Regions from separate parts of the Homo sapiens genome. Here region 1 is linked to region 2. Evidence: chromatin loops called from intact Hi-C (ENCODE). Cell type or tissue: heart right ventricle. All regions are shown on one strand. Each heading gives the region's core, and the rest is flanking DNA. Links, peaks and the distances in the headings are about the cores only.

Region 1 (16,690 bases), core at 4,248-12,247, 46 kb before region 2:
GAATTGTTATAATTACTGGTAGAGATCTATTCAAATATATTTTGGATTCTTAATTTCTGAAATTGCCTTGAATTGGGTGCAAAATGCCAGATGAAGTTCATATAACATGTCGCTATTAATTAGATAAGAAAATTCCTGCTGAGCAGCTTATTGTAGGCAAAATAAATGGTTTTCATTAACTCGTCATTAACCCAGCTACATTATGAAGGTCAAAATTTGTCCGTGGCATACAACATCTTACCTGTGGTTTCAATAGATAAATTTATCAATATAAGTAGGCTCCTGATAATATACACAATGACCAAACCAAGGCAGAATCACAGTAGGTGAATAAACCACAACAAAATTCCAAATGAAAAGGAGTTACATGTTATATACACTCAGAAGACAATAAACTTTTATTGACCACTCACTGTGTTTCACTGTATTATCACTTACATTATCTTATTTAATTTTCTTCCCAACAGTAAAATATGATTTTACTATTGCAAGTTAAAGAAATTGGAAGGAAAATAATAATTAGTAAAGAAAATAGGTGCAAAGACTGATATATGAGTACTTAAATAATAGACTGACCAATGAATAAATTAGTGAAAAAAAGATGTGTATATTAGTGGACAAGTATACAAGTATACATTTTCACAAGCAATTTGAAAGTTAATACTCTATATAAAATTGTATACAGTGAAAGTTACAGTGACGAGAAAAAGTAGGATAATAATATAATAGAAGGAAAGAGTTAATTCAATTACATTGTAACTAATATGACAAAAGTAAATATTTGACTACTGTTTTTAGGATTTAAGTAAAAATGCTGACTATAAATACCCTGTAGGTCTAATTGCTTGTTAGGACTATTGAAAACATGCATATCTACTAGCTCGAAGTAGGATTTTTTCATGAAGTTCAATAAAAATACTATTTTTTTTAAGTTCAAAACTTTTATTTTTTCTGTAGGGGATACAAGTGCAGATTTCCTACATGCATATATGGTGTAGTTGTGAAGCCTGGGCTTTCAATGTACCCATTACCTGAATAGTGAACGTTGTACCCAATAGGTAGTTTTTCAACCCTCACCCTTTCCCACCTTCCCACCTTTTGGAGTCTCCAATGTCTATTACTGGAGACTACACTCTGTCTGTCCATATGTACCCATTGTTTACCTCTCTCTTATAAGTGAGAACATGCAGTTGAAAATACTACTTTCATTTTTCTTTAAAGTGTTCTTTTTGGGGAAGAACCGAGAATGGAGGAAGAGAAGGAGAGCTTATTTTCTATAGGGTGAAGATGAATGGGTGGTATGTTCACTGACAAGGAAAGACTTTAATTCTGGCACTATGTATGGCTCTCTGGGTCTGGGTTTGTGTTGCCTATGCCTGCAGATGGTGTAGCAGCCATAAACACAGTGAGCAGAACAGCAAATCAGTCAGTTTTTGGAACAGTCATCCTCTGGGCTCATGGTAATGAAGTTATTTAGCATCAGCAGGGTCAACTTGGCAGGACATTAATGGTTGGACATACTAGCACACAGCAATGGAGACCAGGATAGAAAGAAAGCAGCTCTTCCTCCATGAGAAGGAGTGAGACTATATAGAGGCAAATAAAGTACCCATGTTGGGCACAAAATTTTAGAGGATGTTCTTCAAGTAAAAATAAGACAAGCAAATACATTTAAAAATTATTATTGATTTATTTGTTTCCATTAAATATGGGAAGCTAAAATTATGATACATTCTATTTGTAGAACCACTACTCTCTGTATGTATTAATCACTACACAATGAGGGTTATTCACATATCAATATTTAATCTTTCAACTTTTCAATATTCAGTATTTCAGTATACTTTCAATTTTTAAAACTTTTTTTAAACATCTTCAATGTTCTGGAAAAAAAATACCCATTTAAAAATATGGTTTAGTACAACAGCTTGGGGAGCTTCACAGACACCCTGGAAAAATGGCTGAAAATTCTTTTTAAAAAGCTAACCACTTAGAGTCTCTGGAAATGTCCATAAAGGCCCACAGCAAATTAAGAATATTTGCACAAGAAAATCTGCTAAAACTCAGTAAGAAATGGAAAAGTCTGTAGTATTTGAACCAAGATTTGTGCTCTGTCTTCTCTCACAGGTCATGAAATGGAAACTTCCCTCTAGTTTGGTATAACCAAGAACTCAGTGGGAGTGCCATTATCCCAGGATGAGCAAGACACCTATATTTATCTTTATACTTCAGCTCCCTGTTGCTCAGGCTAAGCTTCTGGTGATTGTGGATCAAAGGTGTTGGTTTCCTTTTTCAGCTCAAACCCTTTGCGGGATAGAGGCTCAGTCTTGGGCATATTACTTTTGAGAACACTCTGGCCTACAATCTTTTTGTCCTGGCTTGTGGGATGGGTTTCCTGTGCTGAGATAATCAAACCTGAAGCTGCTGCTTCCCCATCCACTGTCTTTAGCTCCTAAAGTAAAAATGTCACTCAGAGAGAAGCAGGTCGATGCCCCACATCACCAGAGCCATAGTTCAGAGATTTTGCCCAGGGGGAAAGCAAGCATCAGAACACACTGAAAAGGTATGACCTCATTTGCAAATGTTTACAAAAGTTCAAGCCTAAGGGTACTCTTAAAAACTTATGGGAGTTGTGAGGGAAAGGCAAGTTAAAGTAGATTGATAGATTCTTTGCAGGTAGACACCAAACTGTATGTAGGCCAACGAGTTTGCCAGAGAAAAACAGAAAAGAGACAGCTAGAAACAGCCCTCATCTAGTGAAGACAAATTTCAAATGCTGACCTTAGAAACTATCTCTTCAAAATAGACTGGATTTGATTGGATTAGTTTGTAACCTATGGCATGGTTGAAATCAATAGACATATCAGCTGGGACTGGTGGATCATAACAGGTGGGTGTTGTCAGAAAAAGAGAGTCAAAGAAAGCTCTGTCAAAACAACTGTAATCCTAAGGTGACTGGGGGCATAACCAAGGCTGCCCCCCACAACCCAAGGAGCAACATGAGAAGCTTCACTCTATGGAAAGTGGAAGAGGGGGCATAGACTTTACTAAAATAATTCAGCCAGTTACTAAAACAGTAATAAAGCAAAGAACAGTAATATGCCCTGGATGTGAGGTAGCCAGTACCTAGAATTGCTACGATGCAATATCTAAAACAAGCGTTTTCCAACAACAGCAACAACAAATAAGAGACGTGAAAAGAAACAGAAAATTATGGCCTATACACTGAGGGGAAAAAGCAGGCAAGAGAAATTGCCTTGGAAAGCAACCAGATGTCAGACTTAACAAAGAGTTCAAAGTAGTCATTATAAATACATTCAAAGACATAAAGGAATCTATAAGTAAAGAAATAAGGGAATGTATGATAATGTCACATCAAATAGAAAGAACCAAATGGAATTTCTGGCATTGGAAAGTGTAATACCTGCAATAAAAACTCACTGGAAGATTTAACAGTAGATTTGACCTGGCAGAATAAAGAATAAGCCAATCTGAACATAGACATTATGCAATATGAAGAACAGAAAAAAAGGAGAACAATGAAAAATTAACATCATCTTAGAAAAATGTGGGGCTCCATTAAGTGCACCAACATTAATGGGAATAGTAGAAGGAAAAGTGAGAGAAAGAAGCAGAAAGAAAAATGAAATAATGCCTGGAAACTTCCCAAACTATTGTAAAACCATCTACAAATTAGGAATCTCAGCAAATTACTAGAGAATAAATGCAAAAATCCAAAAATAGATGTATCATAGTAAAGCTGAAAGTCAAAGAGAAAATATTCAAAGTAGCAAGAGAAAAATAACCCACCACTTACAAAGGAACCACATATGATTAGCAGCTCACTTCTCATCAGAAATAATGAAGGCCAGAAGAGTGTGGACTAACATTCTATGCGCTCAAAGGAACAAAAACCTAGCAACCAACAATTCTGTATCCAGCAAACTATCTTTCAAAAATAAAGGTGAAATTAGACATCCCCTTATAAAGAAAAAATTGAGAGAATTTCTTTCTAGATTTTCTTCACAAGGAGCTCGAAAGGACACTGTCAAGAAAATGAAAACTCACAGGAGAGAACATATTTGCAAATCATGTATCTGATAAGAGACACATATAAAGGATATATAAAGAAATCTTACCAGTGAATAATACAAAGACAAAATGAAAACAAAAACAAACCCCGTGGCTCAGGGTATGAAAAGAGATTTCTCCAAAGAAGCTACATAAATACCCATTAAGCACTTTAAAAGACGCTTGACATCATTAGTCATCGGGAAAATACAAAACTAAAACCAGAATGTAATACCACTTTCCATTTACTAGGATAATTATAATAATTTTTAAAAGTAAGGTATTAACAGCTGTTGGCAAGAATGTGAAGAAATTAAAACAGTCATACACTGCTGGTGGGAATATAAAATTATACCACTTCATAGAAGTTTGTATTTTCTCCATTGGTTAAACAATTTCCATGTGACCCAGCAATTAATTCAACACTAAGTAAACCTAAGGGAATTGAAAACATCTGTCCACAGAAACAAACAAACAAACAAACAAAAAAACATTTACATTAATATTTACAGCAGCAGTATTTATAATAGCCAAAAGGTAGAACTAACCCAAATGCCCATCAAGTGATGAATGGATAAACAAAATATGGTATACCTATACAATGGAAAATTTCTTGGCTTAAAAAGGAAAAAAGTGCTGATTCATGCTACAATAAGTGTTTATTTTGAAAATATTGTGCTAACTGAAAGACGCTCACCACAAATGACTGTATATCATGTGATCCCATTTATATGAAAGGTCCATAGTAGGCATATCTAGAGAGACAGCAAGCAGGTTCCTGGTTGCTTTGGACTGTGGGAAATAGGGGGATTAGAGGATGCTAGCTAAAGGGTGTGAGGTTTCTTTGGAACATATTTTAAAATTGACTGAGGGGATGCCACACATATCTGCAAATTGAATTGTACACTTTAGATGGGTAAATTGCATGATATGTGAATTATATCTCAAAAAGCCATTATAAAATTTTTTTTAAAAAAGGTATGTAAAAACTGCAATAGGAATATACATTTTTCCTTTTGCCACAAGCTCCAATATGGCTCAGCCTGGCACTGTGAATGATCTTTTCTTTATATATATTTATAATATTTGTTTATCAATGATTTTTGTATTAATTTTAATATATTTTTAAAATGTGGTAGTAACATCTTATTTACATAGATTACTGAGATTTGGGCTCATTCTTAAATTCTATAACTGAAGCAAATACTTCAGTTGCTTTTCCCTAGTTCCAGCCTCTCTCTGAGGCTGAAGGAGTTGTCTTAGTCAGCTCAGGCCGTCATAACAAAATCCCATAGACCAGGTAACTTAAACAACAGGAATTTGTTTTGCACAGTTTGCATGAGGAGTCCAACACCAGTAAGCTCACTGATTCAGGTCCCCAGTGAGGACCCTGTTCCTGGCTTAGAGACGCCTGCCTTCTTGCTATATCCTCCCATGGCAGAAAGTGGTGGGTGTGGGAGGAGAGAGAGAAAGAGAGACAGAGAGAGAGAGAGAGAAGATAAAGAGAGAATGAGAATGAATGACCTAGTGTCCCTTCTTATAAGAGCAACAATGACATTATTAGGACCTCACAATCATGACTTCATCTAAATAGAATTACCTCCCAAAGTTTCGTCTCCAAATACCATCCCATGGGGAATGCATAAATTTTCATTACATTACATGAATTTTGGAGGAACACAAACATTCAGTTCCTAGCAGGAGCTATCAGCAGAAAAGAGAGCTGCAATTACATTAGAGTCACAATCTGAAAAGCAGCACAGCGTCCAGAAGAAATTCTAGGAACCCAGGCGATGCAGTGTTCTAGAAACCTCTGAAATTACTCAGGGATATTTAAGGGAGCTACTTTTTAAAAAGTATGTGTCTGTTGGAACTTATAAAATCAAGTTAAAAATCATTTACTTTTATTCTATAATTACAAATTGGTGAGCCTGAGTTCATATGGCTGATTAAGAGATGTTATGTGGGATTTGATATAACTTTATGAGAAAGATAAAATAAAATGGTGAGCAAAATGCTTGCAGTCTTCACCTGAGGAGAAGCGATTCTTGCTTGCTGGTTAGCAACCAGATTTTCTTTTGATTTGCAGAACTCAGTAACATAAGGATAGGAAAACTAGAAGAAGCAAGAAAGGCTAAAATAATCTGCATAATAAACAGCTTCCGCTAGATTTCCAGTAATAGTGGAATGCCTCATAAAGAACTAACTCTTTTGCAGGTAACAACTATATATTTAGGTTGATGCAAAAGTAATTGCGGTGTTCGCCATTAAAAGTAACGGTGAACACCGCAATTACGTTTGCACCAAACTAATACTCTGAATAAAATGAAATGCAAACACACACACACACACACATACACACACACGCACACCAGCTATCAAAGGCAACGGAGAGTGATCAAAGTTGGGCAGAAAGTGGAGAAGGGTCCACAATTGGAAAATGTGACACTGAGATCTTTTACGGTTGTTAAGGTTTTCCACCTGACGGCAGGCCCAGGGCAGCACTGTGAAGGACTGAAATCTGATAGAAACCAATCATTTTGCAGGCTGAGAAATACAAAGGACAGGGTTTTTCATGAACACAGCAGCTTAGAATATTCTGGAAATCATTTTGCTGGCTGAGAAACACAAAGGACAGGGTTTGTCATGAGCAAAACAGCTTAGAATATTCTGGAAAGCAGCCACTAAGTGGGTGCTCAAATTCCGTACATAAAATCTGCCCAATTCTCTGGCTGACCCTTGAACTGCACATGTGCTTATTAGAATGAGGCCAAAGAAAATGTGAAGAGACTTCAGATGCTACTTTCTGAAGGCCTAGAAATTTAAATTTGTGTTACAGCAAGTTAACTTCCGGCTAAAATTTAAGCAGTACTTTGATAAGCCTTTCCTTCAGAATAAAAGAACTTTATTCAGAGTTTCTATCATGTGTCATTCACAATGTTCACAACAGAATTCAAAATCACTAATCATAAGAGCACCAGGAATAGAAGACTTATACTCAAGAGAACAAACAAGCAAGACCAACCATAAGAGGATGCCGATAGTGGAATTAGCAGACACAAGTTTCTATAACGTGGTCATATCGTAACTATACTTAAGAGTGTAAAGAAAAAGATGCATAAAGTGCATGAAAATATAGGAAAACTCAGAAGAGAAATGGGAAGTATTAAAATGAAATATAGATATTTTATAATAGAACTGAAAAATTATGTATCTGAAAAAAACTGCTAAAGTTAACAGCAGTTCTGAAATCACATAAGAAACAGTTGAAAACTGAAAGCTATGTTGTCATTATCATCACCATCCAACTGAAAACAGAGTGAAACATGAACAGAGCATCACAGACTTGTGGAGCAATATCAATAGATCTAACACGTACGTAAACTAGTCACATACTAAAATAAGAAAGTTAATCAGAAAAAAAAATTGACAGAATATGTGCAAAGATTTCCAAAATTTGGTGAATGAAAATCATATATATTCAAGAAGCTCAGCAGAACTCAAGTAGAATAACTCTAGTGTCTCCCGCCCCGCAACACAAACTCACACCTAGCAACATTTCGGTCAAACTACTGAACACCAGTGATACTGGTCTTTGTAATAGTAGAGAAAAACATAGAGGGCAGGCATACAAATTATTGCAAACTTATTATGAGAATAAATGGAAGCCAATAGGCAATGTAACTACATTTTTTAACATACTGAAAGAAAACTAAAGAGGATTGTCAACATGGGATTCTATATGTGCTGAAAATATTCTTTAAATGAAGGTGAAATGAAGACATTGCCAGATACACAAATATGACAAATCATTGTCAAGAAAAGCAAAATAAAGTATTTATTCTATAGCTATCTTAGTCTGTTTTCCATGGCTCTGAGTCCCTGAGGCTGGATAATTTATAAAGAAAATAAATTTATATTTTATAGTTCTGGAGGCTGGGCATTCCAACCTTGAGGGGCCGTGTCTGGTCGGCCCCTGGTGAGAGCCTTGTGCTGTGTCATAACATGGCAGAGGGCATCACAGGCTAGGAGGGGTACACTGAGAGCCAAAATGGCTTTTATAATGAACCACTCTCGTGATAACTAACCCACTCCCGTGATAACCCATTAGTCCATTAATCTATGAAATGTGTTAATCCATTCATGAGAGCAGAGCCGTAATGACCCATCACCTCTTAAAGGCCTGACCTCTAAATACTGTTACATTGGAGATTAAGTTTTCGCATGAGTTTCAGAGGGAACAAACATTCATAAAATAGCCATAGCTAAATAATAAACTTGGACATTGAGGTATGCTCAAAATGGCAAATATGTGATTATATATATATTATTATACATATAACATCTTTTTAAGTCTCTTAGTTTATTTAGCCTATATAGAGAGTTTAAAGAAAAATTATGGCATTGTATTGTGGGGCTTTGGCACATGCAGATGTATCATATATGAGAACCATATCATAAAAACATAAATAGAACGTCATGGTTGCAAAGTTCTTGCATCTCTTAGAAAGTGATACAATGTTAACTATACGCAGAATGTGAAAATTTAAGGATACATATTGTAATCCCTAGATGAGCATTAATTAATGTGCAAATCTGGGTATTTTAATTTCATTTTTAAAGATATCTAGGAACGGGATTGATTTAGTAAATTGAAATGCAGTTGCTGAAGTACCAGATGTGTCAGCACAGTTAAAATATGGATAATAACTTGAAACTTCTGGCTTGGTTTGTTGCCTAATCAAAACAATCTGTGCTACTAAATAATAACATTATAAAAATAATTTTTGTTTTTATTTTAGATTCCTGGAATATATAAGCAGGTTAGTTGCATGGATATACTGCACAATGCTGCACGGTCCTATAATCCAGGTAGTGAGAATAGTACTGATAGGTCATTTTTCAACCCTCCCCTCTCTCCCCTCTTATCCTTCTACTAGTCCTCAGAGTCTATTGTTTCCATCTTCATGTCTATACGTACCCAATGATTAGCTCCCACTTATAAGTGAGAACATGAGGTATTTGATTTTCTGTTCCTGCTCATTTGCTTAGGATAATAACCTTCAGCTGCATCCATATTTATGCAAAGGGTGTGATTTCACTTATTTTTATGGCTGCATAGTATTCCATGGTGTACATGTACCACATTTTATTTATCCAATCCACTGTTAGTGGGCACCTAGTTTAATTCCATGCCTTTGCTAATGTGAATAGTGCAGCAATGACTCTACAGGTGCATGTGTCCTTTGGTATAATGATCTATTTTCCTTTGGGTGTATACCAAGTAATGGGATTGCTAGGTCAAATGGTAGTTCTGTTTTAAGTTCTTTGAGAAAACGCTGAACTGCTTTCCACAGTGACTGAACTAATGTAAATTCCAAACAAAAGTGTATAAGTGTTCCCTTTTCTCTGCAGCCTCACCAACATCTGTTAGTTATTTTTTGTCTTTTTAATAATAGCCATTCTGATTGCTGTGAGATGCTATCTCATTGTGGTTTTGATTTGCATTTCTCTGATCATTAGAGATGTTGAACATTTTTTCATATGTCTGCTGACCACCTTATGTCTGCTCTTGAGAAATGTCTGTTCATGTCTTTTGCCCACTTTTTAATGGGGTTATATGTTTTTTTGCTTGTTAAGTTCCTTATAGATTCTGAATGTTAGACATTTGTCAGATGCAGAGTTTGCAAATATTTTCCCCCATTCTGTGCCTGTGCATTGTCTATTTACTCTGTGATGGTTTTTTTTTTTTTGTTTGTTTGTTTTTTTTTGTTTTTTGCTGTGCAAAAGCTCTTTAGTTTAATTAGGCCCCACTTGTTAATTTTTGTTTTTGTTATACTTGCTTTGGAGGACTTCGTCATAAACTCTTTGCCAGGGTTGATCTCCAGAATAGTATTTCCTAGGTTATATTCTAAGGTTCTTACAGTTTGAGGTCTTAGATTTAAATAGTTAATCTATCATTTGTAAATTTTTGTATATGGTGTGAGGTAGGGGTCCAGTTTCATTCTTCTGCGTATGGCTAGCCAGTTATCACAGCATCATTTAGTGACTGCAGAGTCTTTCCCCATTGCTTTCTTTTGTCAGCTTCATTGAAGATGAGATGGTTGTAGATGTGTGGCTTTCTTTCCAGGTTTTCTATTATGTTCTATTGGCCTATTTTTGTATGTGTCTGTTTCTGTAACAGTGCCATGTTGTTTGTGTGCACACACACAAATATATATGCAGAGAGAGAGGGACAGAAATTTTAAAGGAATTTTCTTATTGAGCAAGCAGACCAACATACTGGAAATTCAGGAAAGAGTTGATGTTACAATCCTGAGTCATAAATCCACAGGCTGAAAGCTTGGGCAGGGTTTCCATGCTGTAGTCTTGAGGCAGAATTGATTCTTGCTCTGGAAACTTCCGTTTTCACCTCTTACATTTTTTAACTGATTGAATGAGGCTCACCCACATTTTGGAGGGTAGTTTGCTTTGCTCAAAGTCTACCGATTTACATGCTAATTGTGTCTAAAAAATACCTTCTCAGCAACATCTAGACTGTGTTTGACCAAATGGCCTAGTCATGTTGACACATAAAATTAACCATCTCAAATGCTTGTCTTTTTTTTTTTTAATTGTTAGGCTTAAATATAAGCTATACGTGACAATGGAATGGGCAAATAAATAACTGTTATGAACACTATTCTGGCATTCTTTACTAGCATGATATTTATTGAGACAGAAAAATACATAAAACATAATTTGGTAAAAGTGATACTGTTATTTATCATGTATTCAATGTCTTTTCAGGATTTTAATCATCAAAAACATTTAATTTTCAAATCAGTTATTTATATCTTATACTTTTAAATGTTATAGCTCAAAACATCATTTATTGAAGATGTTAGGCATAATTTAGACAGGTCTAACTCTCACATGTCAAACTTGCTCACGTATTCAGGTAAAGGGTCCAAACAGTTTTTGGTAGATGGAAACCGAATCTTAGAAAAAGCTGTTTCTGTTTTCTCCTCTTTGTATTTTTTTTTTTTTTTTGTCTTTTACCCATGTAGGGTAAGCACAGTAAAGCAACTGCTTGTAAAAGTCATGTCAGAAAGAAGCATTAGGAGCATTGCAATATTAAAAACAGCAACAAAATTCTCATTAGTTAGATTGCAGGTTGGGTCCATTACACTTCAACAAACCTAACTAGTTTTTATTCATTTATGAGTCAAGAGGAAAGGAAATTTTTAAAGGAGAAATAGCCTTCACTGCAGTCACAGAATGGAACAATTTATAATTTACCTGAAAAAGTTATAATCTTTCTACTAGGAGGTTTTTAGGAATTCACTATTCATTTATTTATTTGTTAATGGCACAGAAGAGACTATACTATGAAGGTCAAAGTTGCATACCTCTTTATCATAAGACTTAGAAGCTTTAGAATCAGAAAGTGATAAGTTTATAACCCAGGAATTTCAGAATTGGAAAAAAACTTACCCCTTGAGCAACATGGTGAAATCTCATCTGTACAAAAAAAAATACAAAAGTCAGCCATGCGTAGTAGTATGTGCCTGTAGTCTCAGCTACTAGGGAGGCTGAGTGGGGAGGATCTCTTGGGCACAGGAGGTTGAGGCTACTTGAGCCATGGTTGTGCCTTTGCACTCCGGTCTGGGTGACAGAGTGAGAATATGTCTCAAAAACCAAACCAAAACAAAAAACACAAAGGAGAAAAGAAAAAATATACCCTTGAGAAAATGGCTTAGCCTGTTTTAAGCTGCACAAATAACTTCAACCAGCATTGTTTTTAGTAGCAAAAAATGTAGAGAAAATTCAAACATTCATCGATGGAAGAATAGATAAATACATTTGGTATCGTCAAACAATGGATTAAACAAAAAGAAAGACAGAAAGAAAAAGTGCACTTATCTAAATCAGTTAACTTCAAATATACAATTTTAAGTGAATACCAATATGTTGCAAAAATTGGGCAGTACCTGTTTGCTAGTGCCTATATAAGTACCAGTAACAACATGTATTTTTTTAGGAAAGCATGTTTGTAAAATATGTATAAAATCCCAAATGGAGAGAAACATATTCACTCAGCATCTCAGGTAAAAGATAGAAGACATAAGATGGAAATCAAAATAATTGGGTGGGAATCTCTGCAGTACATCTGCAAAGCTTTTCTGTTTTTCTTTTCTTTCATTTTTTGTTTGTTTGTTTTTGTTTTTCTTGAGACAGAGTCTCATTCTGCCACCCAGGTTGGAATGCAGTGACACGATCTTGGCAAACTTTTCCTAATAGATGAAAATATATGAGAGTATACATTATAGTGGTTAAATTAGGGTTATCATTATATGGCTGTCTGCTATATTAGTCTCTATGTGTTTTTATCTGTGCAATCACAATTAAAACAAAAAAGATGATATTAAGACATTATCGTAACAGAAGCAGATATTTATAGCTACTAATTAGGGATATTTACATCCAATTGTACCTTCTACAAAGTAAAGCAGCAACAAGCAGTTGTATTTTATTTTAAATCAGCTCTGCCTTCGCTCATCTTTGAAAAAACTATGTTATCTATCAAAATTCCTTACGCTTTCTAAAAGATCGGTGAATGGTACAGGGTCAATAAAATTCTTTGAAAATCTTAAAATCAAACCAATATACCTTTAGACACAAGCTGAGTATGTTACACTGAATAATAGTGACAAATTAGTGATCAATGCATGTCTAATAATACATTCAAATGCATGCTAATACTTAATCCAATGCATATCCTTATCTTAAAATCAAATAATCATGTGCATATTCAGAGGCAAGGTTATGTTATTCTCTTAAATAGTACTATTTCAAGAATTATAAAAAGCATGCTTCTAACCTAGCGGAAAAAAACATAAGGATCCATGGAAAATGTTTCTAAGGAGAGCTCTCTGATTTATTATGTATGACTATAACAGAGTGCAATTCTATAAATTGGAAAAAAAAAAACTACAGTGATAAAACTGATACAATCTATCTGCTTGCCTATGTAGAGTTGGCCTATAGAGAGAGAGGATTGAAGTCTTATTTCCCCTGCAAACATATACTTTAAAATAAGATTGCTCAATAGCTCCCTGCTGCTGTTATCAGAAGGGAGGTTAGAAATCATACAAGCTCCACTTTATATTTCATCTCCCATGCTACATTTAATAATATAATCTCAAATTAAGGCCACATGGTGAGGCATAATTCTGCTGCTCAAAATAAAAAAAAAATGTCATTTTCAGAAGACACGCAAGGAGAAATTATTCACATATTCCCAAAGTTGGCTTTATGTATATTTTAATCACTCTTATAGAGTAAACAAAGCTCAAACTTTCATCAAAAAGTGAAAACATTGGAAAAAAGATAAGGACTTTTCTCTGCAGTCAAGGTAAATTAATTAGAAATGCAATCAAAGAACTATTTTACTAATATAAATTAATTTAATTGTAACAATTTAGTTGCATTTTTGTCTAAACAAAATAATTTACCCGATTAGAGTAATATATGTTAGTCTGTTCTTGCATTGCTATAAAGAAATACCTGAGATTGAATAATTTATAAAAAGAAGAGGTTTAATTTGCTGATGGTTCTGCAGGTTGTACAGGAAGCATAGCAGCCTCTGCTTCTGGGAAGGCCTCAGAAAACTTACAATCGTGGCAGAAGGCAAAGGGGAAACAGCAAGTCTTACACTGCCAAAGCAGGAGGAAGAAAGTGAGAGTGGGGAGGTGCCACAGGCTTTTAAACAACCAGATCTGGTGAGAACTCTAGCAAGAGAACAGCAATAGAAAGATCATGGTCTTTATAAGGAGGAATATCAGAATTTGAATTTTAACTCTTTTACTTATTAAATATAGCTGCGGACCAGTGTGTTTATACTTTTACAGCAATTAGAATAGTGACTAACAGAAAAAGTTCAAATAATTTTAGCTATTAGGATTACTTTTAAACATTTATTCATATCTTTTTCTGTACATCCTTTAAAATAATTTCATTGTAATGGTCAGTAATGAAATAAGTAGTAATGGATTCATTATAATACTGAAAGTTTACTTAAACAATAAATCCATATTTAGACATACATAAAAGTGGCAATAAAAGTTTATTTAGCTACAAGAACATTGAGATGCACAGTGAGCCAGGAAGTGTACCATATGCCATGTTACACCTGGATGCTGTGTGGTGGCACCTTAATCACTCTTCTAATGTCATTATAGTTCCTGAATATTGGAAGACATATGGTATTTTGCCTCCTTAGTGGCGCATTTTCATCCTAGCTTGGTTGACAGTTATTTACTATTAATCTTCTGCCAGCTGTAAATATGATGTTAAAAATAAAACTTCTCTCTACAGAAGAACTTCCTCTTGGGTGTTTTACATGCTCTCCCTTTACTGGCATCAACTCGTGTCAAGAATTCCATTATCTGTGCTTTTCATCTCATCCTAAGCAATTCTTAATAAAAATAACCATCAGCTCTTTGGTATGAATGCAATATAAAAATTTTTAAAAAATAAAACTAGTTTATTAACTAAAGGATAATGTCCATGCTACATTACAATTTATAAAGTCCTCTCTCCAGTCTGTTGATTCCAAGATGTAAAACTCTAAAAGAAGTTCTTAAGCAGAACTAACCTGAACAAATATCTTTTCACAATGCATGAATTAATGGGGCTCAAAAAACATCATCATTTTATTTGAAAAAGAGTTCTAAGAAGTTTCCAGCCAATGTCAGAATCTGCCTGAGCCTCAAGTCTTCACCTCATTTGATATCAGGGCGTGTGGAGAAAAGGAATGAAGTGAGCGTGCTGTGTTTTGTTGGGTGGGCTCAGGATTAACAAGTGACACTGCCTCTTTCTTAGTCTACTACACGGAAAAAATATATATATATTAAAAAACCTGCCACTTCTAACATATAGTTTGGAAGTCTAGTGACAATGGGATTGAGAGTGAAGGTTTAAAAAATCAGAAATGGTTCTAAAAAGAGCTCCCGGGAATTGATTCACCAAAAGTTACTATCGCACATCGTGTCTTCCCTGCACACTGCTTCTTTCCTGCACGCTTCTCCCCTGCACGCTGCTTCTCCCCTGCAAACTGCTTCTCCTCTACCTGCACAGAGCCTGGTAAGAGGTAGTTCTCTAATAAAAGAGGGAAAGGGAACCCCTAACTCAGAAGAGAGGCGGAAACTGTGGAAATTTATGGCCACTTTCACAGCTGTGGGAAGCATGAACAAGAAAGATGCTGAGAAAATTAGAGGAAGGCCCACAAGGTGACTTAGATGTCTAAATGTCCTAAATTAAAAGGTGGTGTGGCTACAGCGAGAGCACATCATCCATTGCTCAGGTATTGAAACAACAGGCCGGGGGCTCCCCATGACCTGCCGCCAATCCACCCTCACCACCACCACCATGCAGCCCAGAGACCAAGGGAACATAAGAGAGCGGCAGCACTCAACAGCTCCAAGAAAAAACAGACACAGTTTTTCTAGAAGAAACAGTCTAGAAGTGTGCATGGAATTCACCCCAGGGGGGTTACATTAAGTCAAGATTAGCCTGACATGGAAGAGAATGGGATATCCTTTGCCACCACCAAAAGTACAGGTGGTGGACTTGTTTCTGATCACTGAAGCAGGAGTTCTTAACTCTTCCTAGTGATAAATTTTTGAAGCATGCTTGTTAAATGCTAGCATCCCATTGGTATAGAACTTTATGTCAGGCACACAGTGGATTAGACATATTTTTGTGGATTGTTATACACACCTATCAATTGACCACACCAGGGTTCTAGAGAATAAGGTAAATTCTGAGTGACATGTCACTGTTCTATAACTGACAATTGAAACCCAACTTATATATGAGACTGATAAGTTTGATCAGGTAAGATCATACAAAAAAAATGAAGGAAGGGTTTTTGTTTGGTGAGAGTTTCTGAGTAAAAACGTGCAAGAGAAACACTATTTAATGAGAAATAGCTATACGAGTTAGCTAACAAACCTTATCTCCACTTAATCCAATCTTGAAAACCATCGTTTTTGAGGAAAAATCTTCATTACCCACCTGTATCAGTCAGTGTACAGGCAGGAGATAGAAAGCAGACAAGGAGTTTGAACAATTCACTACAAACAACGAGGTGAGAATTGCTGGAAATGCTTTCCAGGCAGACAGAACGTACACAAAGTTCAGATGGAAACGTATAAAGTGCTTTCAAAAACAACAGTTAGCCACCTGGAGGGTAAGTTTTAGTTGTGGCACATTGATAGAGCCTTACCTAACTGTCTAATCCTGTCCTAGTTACTGGGAAGTGGTGAGAAGAAAAACATAAACCAAGACTATGTCCTTAAAAGCCTCATTCTGATAAATAAAGTAATGTCTGATGGTGGTATGTACTATAAAGAAAGGGATGTAGGTAACAGGCTGGAAAGGAAGGTAGTCAGAGGACAGGTAAATTGTAATGAGATTTGAAAAGGTCTTAAATCCAGAATAACAATGTTTGGATTTTGGTCAGTGCATGAAAGAAAGAAACTAAAGATTTTTTTAACATAGATCAATTAAAATATATTTTTAGAAAGGCTAGCTAGGTGTATGCCTACAGCAAGGCCTGGGGAGATGGTGTGAG
Region 2 (16,690 bases), core at 5,886-13,885:
AACTAAAATAAATAAGATGAATGGGTTGACTTTCATCTCCCTTGCCTCCCTCCCCACCAGATATGTCTAACATCCTAACTGAAAGACAAGTTCAAATCTCTGGTCTTTATTTACATGTCAAGACTGTTGGCATATACCTAGTACAGAATTTTGTTTTATTTTTGTACCAAGATGAATTACTCTCTGACTTTGCTTTTTTATCTTTTCAGTACTAGAGAAGCTGCTTATCCAATTCTCTCAGTCTGATCCTAGGATAAGATTTGTATAAAGCACCCTGTGACATGCTCAATACGTAGGAAGTGCACAAACTTATACGCCAAAACTAGTTAAAGGTATATAAAATATTAAATTTTATTTAAGTATGTAAGTTTCTCATTAAAGATGCCTAAGTTTAATGACCCATGGGGATGAAATATCTAGGTATGTATGAAAAAATAAATAGATACTTATATCCTAGTCATTAATTTTCATGTTAAAGTTGAATATGCACAATTTTGTTGTCAATCAAAACAATATTCCTTTGTATCTGATATAAGACCTATAAAAAAAGAATGATATAGATTTTCTGTCTCCCTTCATTTTTTTCCTGTAACTTACATTTTTTATTAACTTATCCTAAAGTATCTCTATGGATAGTTCATCCCATGAATATAAATTTATCACATGAAAAATACCTTGCTACATTAGGCATTTTCAGAGTAAGGTATAATTATCTTCCATTGTCTCTTTTATAAATTAAAAATAGTTTCAGCTTATCTATAAAAACTCTAGAAATTTCCACTTAATGGTAAAGATCAGTGAAACAACCGACAGAAAGGTACTTGGAATAAATATAAAAACCTTTTTCACATACGAAAATAATTATAACTTTCAATGATATGAGAACAATTGTAGAAAAAATCTATTTTGGAAATAAAAAAAGAAAAGCTTCATCATTTCAATTCTTATGTGGTACATCATATTATCAAGTCTTTTTTGATGTGTTTCATCAAATTCATTTTAATCTATCATCTAGATTTCAGTGTTATTTCCATAGCTCTGGAAGAATGGGACCTTTTTTTTTTTCCTTCTCAGCCTTATAAAAATAGTTGTCAGAACTGCAAAAACCATCAAATTTGACAGACAAGCAGGAACTTCATTAACCTGCTCAATCATTTATTAACCAAAACATTTTCTTTAGCTATAAAATTATGCATAGAATCCCCTGTAGTGAAACTCTCTTCAGTCTGGATAGGAATGTTACTATGTCTGGGGATTTACCTGCCTTTGGAGATATTGTTTGTCTTTAGATGTCTATTGGAAAGAAAATAAGGGATTTTTTTTACTTAAGATATCCTAACACTTAAAAAAATTAATGCTACCTTTTTCAGTTCATGAACTACTGAATTTTCTGTTTTTATAGATACACAAATAGCTTTTGTTTTAACTGCTCCAAGAGCTAAACATAGTGACATTACTGAAGCTGTTTTTAGCCTCTTAATTTTAGAAATCAGTGACTTTCTTGGTTGCCCTAAATAAGGATGCAAGGCAGTCATATAAATTCTGACCTTCTCAACACACAGCTGTAGGTTCTTTCAAACTTGTCAGCAAGACTGCACCCCAGTGGGCTGCCAGAAAGAGTGTATGCTATAGGGGAGAAGCATTGGTCTAGGCCTTCTAGACTAGTCCTTCTAGACTGTGGGCTTATCTCTTATGATAAGGCACAGTGTGTATGGATTAAGTTAGCAAATTTGGTAGAAAACTGTTCTTTAGTTCTACCATAATGCCTAAAGGGTATATCAGAATATAATTCTGAAATATAAGACTCAAATGTATTTTTGTATCATAGTCAAATTAGAATATTTCTAATTCCCTCTACAAAAAAGGCTAAAAATGAATTAGAGATTTTTAAAACAGCACAGATAATATCTTTTTTTTCTGATATTCTAAGCTGAAGGAGAAACAACTCACAAGTTCAATCTTGGTAAAACTTTAAACAAAGTTAAAAGTTCAGCCCAGTAAAAGAGTGAAATTGAAATGTCCTTAACACAAAGAAATGATAAATACTTGAGGTGATGAATACTCCAATTGCTATAATTTGATCATTACACATTTTATTCCTGTATCAAAATTTCACATGTACCCCATAAATATATACAATTATTATGTATCCATAATAATTAAAAATAAAAATATTAAAAATATTTTTTAAATGACTGGCTTGTGTAAACATCAAACTTCTCTGATACCTCCCAGTTGTTCTTTTGATTGAATGAGATGCAAGCAAAATGTTTGAATTCTGTTTCCTGTAAGTTTTCAAATAAATTCCAGAAATAGGAACACTTTTACACTGTTGGTAGGAATGCAAATTAGTTCAACCATTGTGGAAGATGGTGTGGCAATTCCTTAAAGATCTGGAACTAGAAATACCACTTGACCCAGCAATCCCATTATTGGGTATATACCCAAAGGAATATAAATCTTTCTAGTACAAAGATACACGCACATCTATGTTCATTGCAAAACTGCTCACAATAGCAAACTACTCACAATAGCAAAGACATGGAATCAACCTAAATGCCCATCAGTGATAGACTGGATAAAGAAAATATGGTACATATACACAATGAAATACTATATGGCCATAAAAAGGAAAGAAATAATGTCCTTTGCAGGGACATGGATAGAGCTGGAAGCCATTATCCTTAGCAAACTAACATAGGAACAGAAAACCAAATACCACAAGTTCTCACTTATAAGTGGGAGCTGAACAATGAGAACATATGGACACAGGGAGGGGAACAACACACACTGGGCCTGTCAAGGGCTGAGGAGAACGGGGAGAACATTAGGAAAAATAGCTAATGCATGCTGGGCTTGATACCTAAGTGATGGGTGGATAGGTGCAGCAAACCACCATGGCACACATTTACCTATGTAACAAACCTGCACATCCTGCACCTGTACCCCGGAACTTAAAATAAAAAATAAAATTAATTAAAAAAATAAAAATTTATTTTATCCCCAATGTGGTGTGCCAATATCTTTGACATCATGGTGTTTCCAGTAATATAAATGTATATAGACAAAAAAAATAGCATTTCTTCCATTTTTCTTGAAAGTGTAAAAGGATGAGGGCACATTGGCTCAAGCCTGTAATCTCAGCACTTTGGGAGACTGAGGTGGGTGGGTTGCTTGAGCCCAGAAGTTTGAGACCAGCCTAGGCAACATGACAAAACCCTGTCTATATAAAATAAAATAAAATAAAATAAAATAAAATAAAATAAAATAAAATAAGCCAATAAGCTGGGCATGGTGTTGCGTGCCTGTAGTCCCAGCTACTTGGGAGCTGAGGTACGAGGATCCTTTGAGCCCAGGAGGCAGACGTTTCAGCAAATAGCTGAGATTAGCAGTGAATAGCAGCGAATAGCTGCAGTCAAACCTGAGCAAAAGAGCAAGACAAATAAAGTGTAAAAGAAGAACTAAATGAGGTAATTCTTGCCTTGTCAATAAAATAGCTTAGAAAACATTCTGAAGGAGAAGTAAACGTGATTGTAAGCCTCAAATTGTTTCTAGAATTTTTGTATAAATTGTTCAAAGAAGGACACATAAACAATAAGTAAATGATAAAAAATTTAAAAAAATAAGAAGGCACATAAACAACAGACAAATAAAATAGATTTGCAAGGATTCAGATAGTAGAGGTTTCACCATACAACAACCTTACAAGTTGCAAAAGAATTGAGAGTTACAAATTTCAACAAAAATATGGAAACCATTAAGACGTTACAGAATGGCAAATGCATTAACTGGAAATATTAGAACTGAAAATTACAATACTCACAATTAACAAATTAATGGGCAAGTATAATAGCAGATATAACCATCTCATGAGATATTACTTTTCCAGCACTAGAAGGGCTAAAATGAATAAAAGAATCATAATATCACATTTTAATAAGAATGTTCAGCAACTGAAGCTGCCATACATTGCTGGAGGAAGTACAAAATTGTACAGCCATTTTGGAAAATAATTTTTCAGTCTTTGAGAAATATAAAAATGACTTTATGCCCTCCATGGGGAGAAAATAAAAAAAAATCCTTAGAGTGCCAATGAATAACATTGTATAGAAGGAGTGATAGAATTAGAAAATAGTTACTGAATAATTACACTAATAGCTAAAATTTTGATGAGAAACAGAATACTTAGATAGATTGAACCTATCTCCCTAGATATTATTTATTAACTAAAATGTAAAAATAATAATTTAAAGGAGAAGAAACCCAGTTTACAACATCTTAACAAACGATCAAATCTATCATTACCAAGACTGGGACAAATGGACATCATATACCTCCTGATACCATGTACCAAGAAGGACACACTATCATTTGAGTTGTATCCATGCCAAAAATGTGTAACTTGAATTTAATAATGATTCAAATTCTGGAGCACTTAATAAATAACTCTCCTATAATATTGAAACTGCTTTTGTGAAAATTATGATGGTGAGAGAAATCTGACATAGAAATGTTATTAAAGTGAAATAAATCACATCTAACAGACTCTATCTTGCTTTTAACCTCCAAGCTGCTGTTTTTCACTCCTGGAGTAGGCTAAACTAACTATGGGGGGAGTTTAGTTTCTAGTTTAACTGTTTTTGTTTGTTTGCTTGTTTGTTTTTTTTTTGTGTGTGTGTGAGAGAGAGAGCGTCTCACTCCATCACCCAGGCTGAATGCAGTTGTGCGATCTCAGCTCACTGCAACCTCCACCTCCCAGGTTCAGACAATCCTCATGCCTCAGCCTCCCGAGTAGCTGGGACTACAGGTGTGTGCCACCACACCCAGCTAATTTTTGCATTTTTTGTAGAGATAGGGTCTCACTATGTTGACCAGACTGGTCTTGAATTCCTGACCTCAAGTGATCCGCCTGCCTCGGCCTTCCAAAGTGCTAGGATTACAGGCATGAGCCACTGTGCCCAGATGAGTTTAACTATTTTTATAAATATGATAACAGCCCCTTCCCAAAACTAACCCCCTCCTTGCTCAGGGACAGTAACTGCCTTTGTAAAACCAACAAATTTGCCACAGAGTTAAAATTACGGTTCAGGAGTTATGTAATTAAAGGTTATGAGACTTGTAACTTCCCCAATTTCTGCTATAGATAATATCACTATTGTAAAACCTAAGATTGTGTTCGAGTTACTTTCCAGACCCTTCATTCTGAAGAGCCAGCTGACACCACTTGGACAAGTAATCCAATCCAAGTAACTGGTTCATCTGTTCTTGTGACCCCACTCAGGAAGTGACTTAGTGAAAGAAGACAGTTTTTACCCACTGTGAGTTTATCCCCAACCCAACCGCCAACATTTCCCATTCTCTACAACCCTGCCTCCCCACCAAACTATTCTTGTAAAAGCTGATCCTCTGAGCTTTTGGGGAGGCTGATTTGAATAATTACTCCCATCTTTCTGCTCAGCTAGCTCTGAGATTATGAAATTATTTCTCTACCGCAAAATCACTGTCTCAGTGACTTGGTTTTATCTGTGCAGCAGACAAGAACCTGTGGAGCAATTACAATATTTAAAAAAGTCAAGATGATCAAGCAAAATTCTAGAGTAAGGGTGACTATGTAGACATGCCCATTACATATTGGATGTGTTGAATTCCAAGTCAGGACACAAGTTTTCAATAAAAGATATTATTGGGACAATAAATGATATTTAAACATGGATGAGGAATTACATAATATTTTCATCAATGTTAAATTTACTGAAACTGATAACTGCACTGTGGTGTTGGCAGACAATGTCCTTTTTTCATCTGACATATCTATAGCTAGATACAAATATAGAGACACACACGTACACTAAAATGTTCATGAGTGAAGGTGCATAATGACTGTAACTTACTCTCATTAAAGAGCATTAAAATTCAAGCTACAGAGTGGGAGGAAATGTTTACAATTAAATTAAAAAACAAAAAGCAAAACAACAAAATTCCTCCTACATATTAATAAGAAAGTGATGTGAGACATTAGAAAAACAGAAAACTTAACATGATTTTTTTTTTTTTTTTTTTTTGAGATGGAGTCTCCCTTTGTCACCAGGCTGGAGTGCAATGGCACAATCTCGGCTCACTGCAATCTCCGCCTCCTGGGTTCAAGCGATTGTTGTGCCTCAGCCTTCCGAGTAGCTGGGATTACAGGCATGCGCCACCACACTCAGCTAATTTGTGTATTTTTAGTAGAGACTGGGTTTCACCATGTTGGCCAGGCTGGTCTCGAACTCCTGACCTCATTATCCGCCCTTGGCCTCCCAAAGTATTAGGATTACAGGCGTAAGCCACGGTGCCAGGCCCAAAATGACATTTTAAAAAATATAATGAAATGCCCAATAAATATATGAAATATTTAAAAATTTGCTCAACCTCATTACAAAATTGGGAAATTGTTATAAATCACAATGAGAGAGCATCACAAAAACACCAGAATGGCTAACTTTAAGTATTAATAAAATGATTGGTGATAGCAAGAGTATGTGCAAATGTGGCATAATGGTAGCTCTCATGCCGTGAGTTGGAGAACTGTTTAACTTTGTTTACCAGTGTTAAATATTTCCACACCAATGACCTCTTAGTTTGCCTTGTTGGTGTATATCCAACAGAAATTCGTGCATATGTGAGTGAAGAGACATGTATGGGAACACTCATAACATATAGTAAGCCCCAAACCTGAGCAAATCAAATAGCATCAACTGTAGCATAAATTTGTGTGATATAATCATTTGTGGGGATGCTACATAGCAAAATAAATGAAAGAATTATAGTTACATACAGCAAAGGATGCATCTCTAAACAATACTGAACGGAAGGAATACCTAATATATCCAGTTTCATTCATATTTGTATAAAGTTTAAAACAAAAATAGTTAGGGATATATACTAATATAAATATAAAGATAATATTGTAAGAAGAAGCAAGGAATTGATCACTCTAGAATTAAGAGCCCCACAGCAATTTAGGTGCTGCGTTCAGTAGGGCTGGGCTAAGAGCTATATTCTACTTGTTGATCTGGGTAGTGTGATTAAGGTGTTGTCTATTTGCTAATCTGTTAAACTGAATATTTTTATTTTATGTTTTTCCCTGTGTATGCTCCCATTTAAAATTCTAAACATTAACAAAAGAGCACCTAAGCAGCAAAAAAATGTAATAAAAGCAAAAGTGAAATTACGATTAAAATTTTGATTGAACTATTGAAACTTTAATTAAAAATTAAAATCAATATTGAGATAAAATACTCAGCTATATTTACTCTTAGAAAATAGGAAAAGTTAATTCTGGCTGACCCTTAAATTGGATTTGAAAGTCAAAATGATAAAGAATTGATCATCATTATTTTTGTTGAACCTCAGCTGTATATGTAAGAGATTCGGTGTGCGAGGACTGGAATTATGGGCGTTAATAGAAATGGTTTTTTATAAGATAAGCATCTCTTATTGTAGTTTAAATCTGAAGTAAAAATTAAGAAGTTTATACAAGTTTTGATCAATATTTATAAAAGTCTGTTGATTTAATATCAATTTTCTAGGAGATAAGCTGGGATTCCTCAAACTTTTAAGTTGTTGTTTTTAAAAAATGATTTTTCGTAACTATACTTTAACAGACAGCATATAAAAAAACCAAGTGATCACATGACTTACTATAAAAAACACCTTTATTAATAAATTAAATCAATCTTCCTTTAAAAACACTATCAAACATTTTCAAATGTAAATATCCTTTAAAGATAGAATTTAGAATGGAAGTCTCTGATTCATTTGAACTAGTTCTTTGGATTGACATTTGTATTGTATGTGCTATAAAATAGTAATATTGATATTAAAATAGCACAACATTAAAAATAAATGGCTAAAGTAATGATTTGTAATGCTTTAGACATTTAATATTTTAAATATTAATATCTTATATTTATAATGGAAAAGTAGTTCTGATTGTGGTTGATGCCATTGTCCCATGATTGAAAGCTGTAATTAATTCCTACAAGATTTTGCAAACGACGTTGAGACAAACACAGAGTTTACACTTCAACATTTTGGATTGCTCGTCCAGGCTCTATATTGTGTAATTTACTCATTTAGCTGGGACTTTCTAGTAAGGATTTTTTTAAGAGAATTGAAGATTCTAAATTCAAAATGTTATTTTAACTTTAAAAAGTAATTATATCGTTGGCATGAACATTAAAAAAAACACAAGTTAATGACTAAATACAGGCTAATTAAGTCTGTTTGGCTATAGCAACAACTGTCAAAATAAATATGAACTCTGCACACATTTTGATAAAGATCCACGAGATGCTCTAGTTTCTAGAGTTTCATTCCACAAACATAAGATGCAAAAAATTTGTCAGGAATAAATTATCATGGAGAGAAAAGGTGGAGAAAGATGGCTGAATAGAAGCCTTCAGTTGTCCCCTCTAGACAACTAATCACCTTCATAGGAACCAAAAATCAGGTGAGCAATCAAAGTACCTAGCTTTAACTTCAAATCATTGAAAGAGGCCCTGAAGAGGGTAGAAAAGACAGTTTTGAATTCTTTACACCACCCCATCCTTTTCCCTGGTGGTGGCCACATAGCATGGAGAGAGAATCTGTGCACTCAGGGGAGGGACGCACAGTGATTATGGGACTTTGGATTGGAACTCAGTGCAGCTCTGTCACAGCAGAAAGCCACACTGGGGATAACTCAGCTAAAGCCCACAAAGGGAGAATTTAGACGGGCCACAGCCAGAAGGGGATGGTCCCTCCTAGCAATCAAAACCTGAGTTCCAGCAAGCCCCGCCTCCATGGGCTAAAGGGCTTGGGGACTTAAATAAACTTAAAAGGTAGTCTGTTAAATGGACTGCAATTATTGGGCAAGTCCTGGTGCTGTGTTGGGCTTGAACCTGTAGACTTGAGGTGCACACGACCTAGTGAGACACCAGCTGGGGTGGCCACAAAGGTAGTTGCACTCTCATCCCCCAAACACAGCACAGCTTGCCGGAGAGACTGGAGGGGAGAGGCTCCTCCCCTCCCCTTGAAGAGAGAAAAAGGGAAGAGTAAAGAGGACTTCACTGTTGAACTGTGAGACAATACATTCTGTTGTTTTATGCCATTAATTATTTTGATATTTTCACTATTTCCCTCATTTTGTTTCATTAGAAACTAACCCAGAACTGACACAACAGCTGTAGGAAACTAATACAACATGCGTGGAAGAATCATCACAGTGAGTAAAAAAAGCACAACAGAATTATGGTGGATGTCTCCTTTCAGTGTCTGGATGGGGCAGTGAATATATGTAGAGATTTTCTTTTTTTTTTTGTCCCTTCAGCCTCAAATTGAATGTTTGCGATGATTCTAGGCTCATTGCACTACGAACAGCGTTATGAGAATACGCTTTCTCATTAAGTAGATTCTCTGACATTTGCAGTAAGTTGTTCTAGTTCTGAGTTTTGGAGCCAAATAGTAAAATTTACTATCATCTATTAATATTGCATCTGTTGAAATATTTGTGGCAGCACATTCCCTGTGCCTTAAATCTTTTCTTTTTCTCAGAATGCCTGGAATGTAATAAGGGATGTAACTTACTTTGTCATTATTGCAAACACACACACCCCCACACACACAAACACACATACACCTATAACTATCTGCTTTGTAAAGTATAAATTTTAACACAAATCTATTCAATTCTAAGAAGAAATATGATAAAGTCTAAAGGGATAGAATGAAGAGGCTTAAATCGTACCATAAATTCTTAAAGGGTGGCTTGAGTTACAAGAAACTGTTGCTAAACTGTAAGCTGCATGGGACTAAAGATTAAGACAAGCATGGGAATAGTTTATAGTGCGTGGTTTGGCTTGAACTGGGCACAGTCTGCTTAAACACTAGCTCCAATTGACTTACAATTTTGGTCCCAGTTGGGAAAAAAGAAATGCAAATAGGCATTTACCCTCTCTTGCATGATTATTTGTTAGAATCTAGACATCATTTGAAAAGGATTTTTAAAAAATCACAACACCTAAAATACACAGATGTGAAAGTGCTTTAAAACAAGTCAGAAACACATGACTTCCCACTGCCCTTATGCAAACATCTGGCTCTCCACCACTTGGCATGTCCAGATGCAGAAACACAAAGTGATAATGTGCTTATCTGTTAACTACCAGATGTTGTTCCTTCACATTCTCATTCAGTCTGTTTGAGACTCATGATACGTTTTTTCTTATTACATTAGTCTAAGACATCTTCAATTTTAAAATAAAGAGACACTGTGGGTGGATGTGGATGGATGGATGAGTTTTTGTTTACATGATGAATAGTCTTTTTGTCACAAGTCCTTCTTTGTAGGCTTATTTTAGGACTCTCTGACCTGGAAACACTCCCTGGATGAATCGGTAGTGTAATGTATCATTTGATCCTCTAGTCTTACAGTCTATCCTGGCTTGTCTCCACATGGATGATCTTCTACTTCATTCTTATAATAGGTATTTTGACACTTTGTCTGGTGTTAAAAGCCTTCAGAGATCTCAATGGAACGGCCCATGCTTTTTTGTTTGCTTGTTTGTTTGTTTACAGCTGTAGGTTTTGAATAATCTGTCTTTTCTCCAAACACCCTTCATCATAATGGTAGAAACTCTTCAGTAATAATATATAATAACGAATCTTCCTACATAGAATGAAATGCAACCCAGTCTATAGTGGTAAACAGTGGTTACCACACTGCCTTGGAGTTTGTGAAGAAGCATATAAACCCAGGGGCCTTGATGGTGGCAGTCAACTGGGGATACGCCATTATATTTATCCCAAAGGTTCATATTTATGGTATAATGGATCATTTTTTCTAAAAAAAATGCTAGATATTTATGAACTGCTCAAACAACATTTGTTTTATAATCAATCTTTACTCCCGGGCTGGGATTGTACAGATCTCAGTTTAGGTTGAGTTGTTGATAAACACGCAAGGGAAACCTGTCTTTCATGTTCTTTGCCTCTATGTTTTTATTAGTGTATCAAAATGAATTGTATGTATTTATGCTCAGAATATTCACAAGTTTTTTTAATTCTTTAATTTTTAATTTTTAAGATGCATTGGCCAGCTATTCAATTTTATAAGTTGTAACTTTAGAATATCTTATAACATTTATTAAGAAGGATTTATTTAGCTCCTTGTTACCTTTATCATCTTTCCATTGAATTAACTGTTACATTAAACCATGATTGCAATATTTTTTATGGAAACATTATCATGATTTTAATAAATAAATAGCTTACAAAATGTCAGATGTAACTTGTTTTCCTTAAAAAAATCAAACAAACAATTTCTGGAAATGCCCTCATTAAATTTTAGATGAATAAAATAAGTTCATTTTTAAATACATTTTGTGTTTTAGCCACCTATCAAATAAAATGTTACATGAGCTTTCTCATAGTTTGGATATTTTTCTACATGTACATTAATAAGTTGTTATCAAAGATCAAGTATATTTTTCAAATAAGAAAATCTTTTTATTTTTCCTGATTACAAAATGTAGCTTCAGAAATGCAAATGACATAAAGAAAAATAGTCTTGAATAGTACCACTCACTGACAACCTCAGTTACTCTTTTAGAACAATATTTATTTTAAATGTATATGTGTATGTATACATGTATGTATAAACACACATATGTATATGCCTATAAATTTATGTCTATAACTAAATACTTACCTATATGAGTGTATGAAATTCAATAATCCTCTGATTGCTTAAAAAGTTAATAGATGTAATAGCAGAATTTAGTCATCAAAGCATAAGACTAGAGATTTTGGGCTCTATCAACCATCAGCGAGAATGTGTCTTTAAATCTTTGAATTTCTTAATTTCTCTCAATGTCCCTCCTGGGACTTCCAGAAGGGACTTTTCAGAAAAATAACTTTTGTAGTTTTTATTGGGTGAAGAAATACACACACACACACACACACACACACACACACACACACATACATACACATACACACATAGCAACATTGATCATCAGTAGTTGAAATCAATTGAAGTCATCCCTTGATTATTTTACTACTTAATGGTAATTTTTAAAAAATATATTCTTAATATTTATAGTTACATAATATGTGTATATATATATATATATGACATACATGTGATGCTTTTATACAGATATACAATATGTAATAATCACCTCAGGGTAATTGGGGTTTTCATCATCTCAAGCATTTATCATTTCTTTGTGTTGACAGCATTCCAAATAAGTCCACTCTTTTACTTATTTTAAAAGACGAAATAAATTATTGTTGACTATAGTCAATCTTTTGTGCTATCAAATATTAGATTATATTTATTCCATCTAATTATATATATTGCATCCATTAACTATCCTCATTTCATTCCCTCCTCCCAGGTATACTTCCCAGCCTCTGGTAACCATTGTTCCACTCTCTATCTATATGAGTTCAATTGTTTTAGTTTTTTCCTCCCACACAAGAGTGAGAACATGCAAAATTTGTCTTTCTGTGCCTAGCTCATTTCACTTAACATAAAGTCTTCCAGTTCCATTCATGTTGTTGCAGATGACAGGATTTCATTACTTTTATGGCTGAATAATATTCCATTGTGCATATGTGCCACATTTTCTTTATCCATTCCTCTGTTGATGGACACTTAGATTGAATCCACATACTGGCTATTGTGAATAGTGCTGCAATACACACGGGAGTGCAGAATGCTTCCATTCCTATAACCACAGAAATCATGAGGAGCTGATCTGAAACTGAAGTAAGTACTCGAACAGCACTCCTTAAACATTAATAAGCACCATCTGGTGATTTTGTTAAAATGCAGATTTTGATTGAATAAATCTTAAGTGAAGAATGCATTTCTAACAAGCTCACAGGTGCTACAGAAGCTGCTACTATGAGAATCATACTTTAAATGATGAGGTGATAGAGCCAAGAGAAGTCCTGCTGTGTAGATGCTGAGTAGGAGTGCCCTGCTTAGCTCTTCTGAGGTTCACAGATGATTGAATAAAAGTGTCTACAGTCATAATTATAAGATGCAATATGAATGCACAAGTACATGTAACAGTATAATAATACTTCCTTATTATATTATAAGCTACAACAATGTAGTCAATTCGTACATATGTCATAAATATGAAACATGGCTATTTGACCTATGTTTTATGACATACAAAAAGAGGTCTGTGCACTTGCAAAAAGCAATTTTACTGAATTTTCAAGGTGGGCAGTTGGGGACCCAGCAAAACCCTGTAGATAACATTTATTTATTTAGGAGGACTTTATGGTAAATAGATAATACATCCCTGAGATCAATATCAGCGTGCCTCCTGTAAAGAACTAGGGATAACGTGAAAAGTCTGGCTTAATTAGCATCTTACATTCTAATGGCATTTGGAAAAATGAATTCTTTGAGCTTATCATCAGAGTCAAGTATAACTTCTGTAGGTTTACATGGCAGACGCTCAATTTTGGCAAGCCTCAAATCCAATTATACATGACACATCGTCACTAGAAAATAAAAAGTATTCTCTTGGTTTAAGCACTAACAGACCACAAATAAAGAAGTGGCCACATTTTTTTTTTGAAGTGCACGCCAGTGTGAGACCCCTAATAGCTGAAGTGCTTAGGGCCTTATTGGCACCATCTAGTGTAAGACTAAAGGTATATAGTTCATTAATTCTATAGATTCAATGTGGTGCTTTTTAACAAGGATATTCTCATTTAATATTGATAACAGACATATGGGGTCGATTCTTTTGCTGTTGTTTTCTTTTCAGATGGGGAGACCAGAATATCACTGAAATTAAGTTGCTTCTTCCAAACATTAGTGCCAGGAATGAGGAGAGCTAGAACTTGACTTTAAATTCTCTGTCTAAACGTTTCACATCATAGAACATAGTGTGTCTATAGATAAATTTATATATATATATATATATATACACACATATATATATATACACATATATATATATTCATTCAGTTATTTATTGGTTGGTTTGCTTATTTATTCATTTATTCATTTGTTGGTCTTTATTAAGCTTTGATGGATCTTTCAATGTGACAATTGAATAGTATTCGATGATATGAGCTATTTACCAGGGTAGTAGTTTGGTAGTTGGTTGCATTTAGAGGGACAACTCAGCCTGTAGATCCTAAAAGTTCTCTTTTCCAAACTTATACACATATTATAGAACCATTGTCTAAACAGAGTGGCACATTGCTCAATTAGGGGTGTTCAGATAATCCTAGAGAGAATTTCCATCCATACCTAAAATATCTAGAAATATGGGAAGAAATCATCATGGAGCTTGTTGTAATACCTTGGACACCCATTGGCCTGCAATGTGTTACATGCTGAGAAAGAACAGAAAGCTGTCTTTATAATGCCACTTCTATAAAACTCTACCATATTCTGAGGCAAGTAAACTGAGAAATAGTGCTGCTGTAACTGAGGGACTGTGAAATCATGCTAGGAGGAAGTTGTGAAGCAAAAGGCTATATGTGGGTGCCTCATAAATCATCTGGTGGGTGCCTTATAACACCCACATATAGTCTTTTGCATCACAACTTCCTCTTAGCATGATTTCAAAGAGCAACACAACCCTATTTGTACTAGCTTCTTTTATAAAATTTAAGGGTGTAGTAATTACAATGCATTTAGTGAAACTTTTGCCATGGAGTTGTATACACGATGTTAAACAGATAATATAAAAAAGTGCATTGGATACAAGTGTAAGAAAAGGGACTAAATTCATTTTTCATAAATGAGTTATAGTGTTTTCATTCACTTCAAAGGCTACAACTTAATTTTCTCTACAAGAATATAAATGCAAAAGTGTGACAAATCATTGGGAATATTTGAGAAGTGGTAAGGTTTAAAGGCATCATTTGGCAGGACATTGAAATACTTATATTTATTAGCTATATAATGTTGAAGTAAAGACTAATAACCTTGAAAGAAAAGTAATCTTCATGTTTTGATAGAATTACAGAAGCAAGTAATATATAACAAATAAACATCCAAGGCAAAATTAAAAAAATAATTGAGACAGGGTCTCGTTCCCGTTGCCCAGGAATGGAGTACAGTGGCACGGACAAGGCTCACTGCAGCCTCAACCTCCTGGGCTCATGTGGTACTCCTGCATCAGCCTCCTGATAGACTGGGACTACAGGTGTGGATCGATATGCCTGGCTAATTTTTCGTAGAGATGGGGTTTTGCTATGTTGCACAGGATGGTCTCGAACTCCTGGGCGCAAGAGGTTCACCCCCCTTGACCTCTCACATTGCTGAGATTACAGGTGTGAGGCACTGCACCCAGCTGGTAAAATTCTTAATAAGGAAAATGGTACTACTAAATGCAGAATTGTTCTTATACATAGAATATTTGAGGTTTCTTATGTGTAATCCATTTTGTGTTTGGAATAGTCAAAACCTTATTTACTAAGAGGTTTGTCATGTGCTTCATCAGCTTCGTAAGACCTTTCCTCCCAAGTTTCCTCCATTAGTCACTTTCTGCTAGAGCCCATGACCACTGTGGGGTCCAGGAGACAAAGGCTATGGAAACAAATACCCAGAAGAAATAGCAGACAAATTCAAATTCATCCATTTTGCTATACATGTGCTCTCTTTGATTAAATATCTAGTCATGAAGAAGATGGTTGACAAATGAAATGTATTTTCAGATGTTTTGTGACTATTAATTTGAAATTAGTGAAAGAGATAATTACATTTAAAATTAATTTAGAAAGTAATATTATATAATAAACTATGTAAATATATATTCATATTTACCACCAGTGGTGCTAAAAATTTAAGGAAAATGAAATGTTCCTACCTGTGGTTTGAGTCTGCAGAGAGGAATTTACTCATCTGTTGTTTACAGTCAAGACATTTTTACTCAGAGGATATTAACAAAGTCAGTACTTTTAAATAAATAAATTAGCACAAATGGTGACTATTTTATTTTATACTGCTATATCATGTTTATATTTATTAATAGCAAAAATCTGTCATAAATGATTTCTAAAAATTTTGATTATTTTTTCCTACTGCATGGAAATAATTGCCTAAACAAAGAAGACTTTCAAATTTTAGCATTCATTCTAGTAAACAAATGAACATATTTGTTTAAAAATTTGAAAAGTAATATGTTAGCAAGTAAGCACTTTATTAAATGAGAGACTGAAAGTTCTTTAAGATATCAAGTAACATTATATACTTTAAGGGATATATCTAAGAAACTTGTGATATTGGTTGTATAGCAAAGTCCTTTGTCATGTAACAAACTTTCCTCCATCTACAAATGGTGGATTTGTCAATTGTCACTAATATGTGGTATCATGGCCTGAGCTAGCCTGTTGTCTTCCCATGGCTACAAAATAATGGACCATAAATTAATGACATAAAAAAACATTAATTTTTCTCAGATTCCCTAAGTCAAAAATTCAAGGTGGGTGCAGAAGGGTTAACAGTCTCTGCTCCATCACATCTGATGCCTCCATTAGAAGGTGTGGAGACTGAGGGTTGCAATTGTCTAAAGCTCAGTCCCTCAGGTGTTTCTCACTTGCTCAGGAATTTGATGTCTGGTAGCTGATGGTGAGGAGCCGGTATCTATAGCTGAGTAGCTAGGCTGCTTGGGTCTCTCTGTCTTCA

What was found. Peaks named below come from ENCODE experiments on the same cell type or tissue, not always from the same donor. Only the 100,000 strongest peaks of a DNase experiment are listed, where the experiment ranks them.
Region 1: it touches region 2 in a loop (2.3-fold over the local background); 1 of 110 quality-filtered maps calls a loop at or near these places.

The regions. Positions count from the first base shown.
Region 1 is chr18:69,165,950-69,182,639 of GRCh38, reverse strand. It overlaps LOC107985134 (a long non-coding RNA gene), which reads right to left. Exons shown (of 2, transcript XR_001753488.1): 2 at 15,951-16,690. Among named protein-coding and RNA genes, the nearest start is that of DOK6, 230 kb to the left of the region's middle. In heart right ventricle, for the core only: no CTCF peak of the experiment used is centred there; no DNase peak of the experiment used is centred there.
Region 2 is chr18:69,121,491-69,138,180 of GRCh38, reverse strand. No RefSeq gene overlaps it. Among named protein-coding and RNA genes, the nearest start is that of DOK6, 270 kb to the left of the region's middle. In heart right ventricle, for the core only: no CTCF peak of the experiment used is centred there; a DNase peak (open chromatin) is centred at 10,126.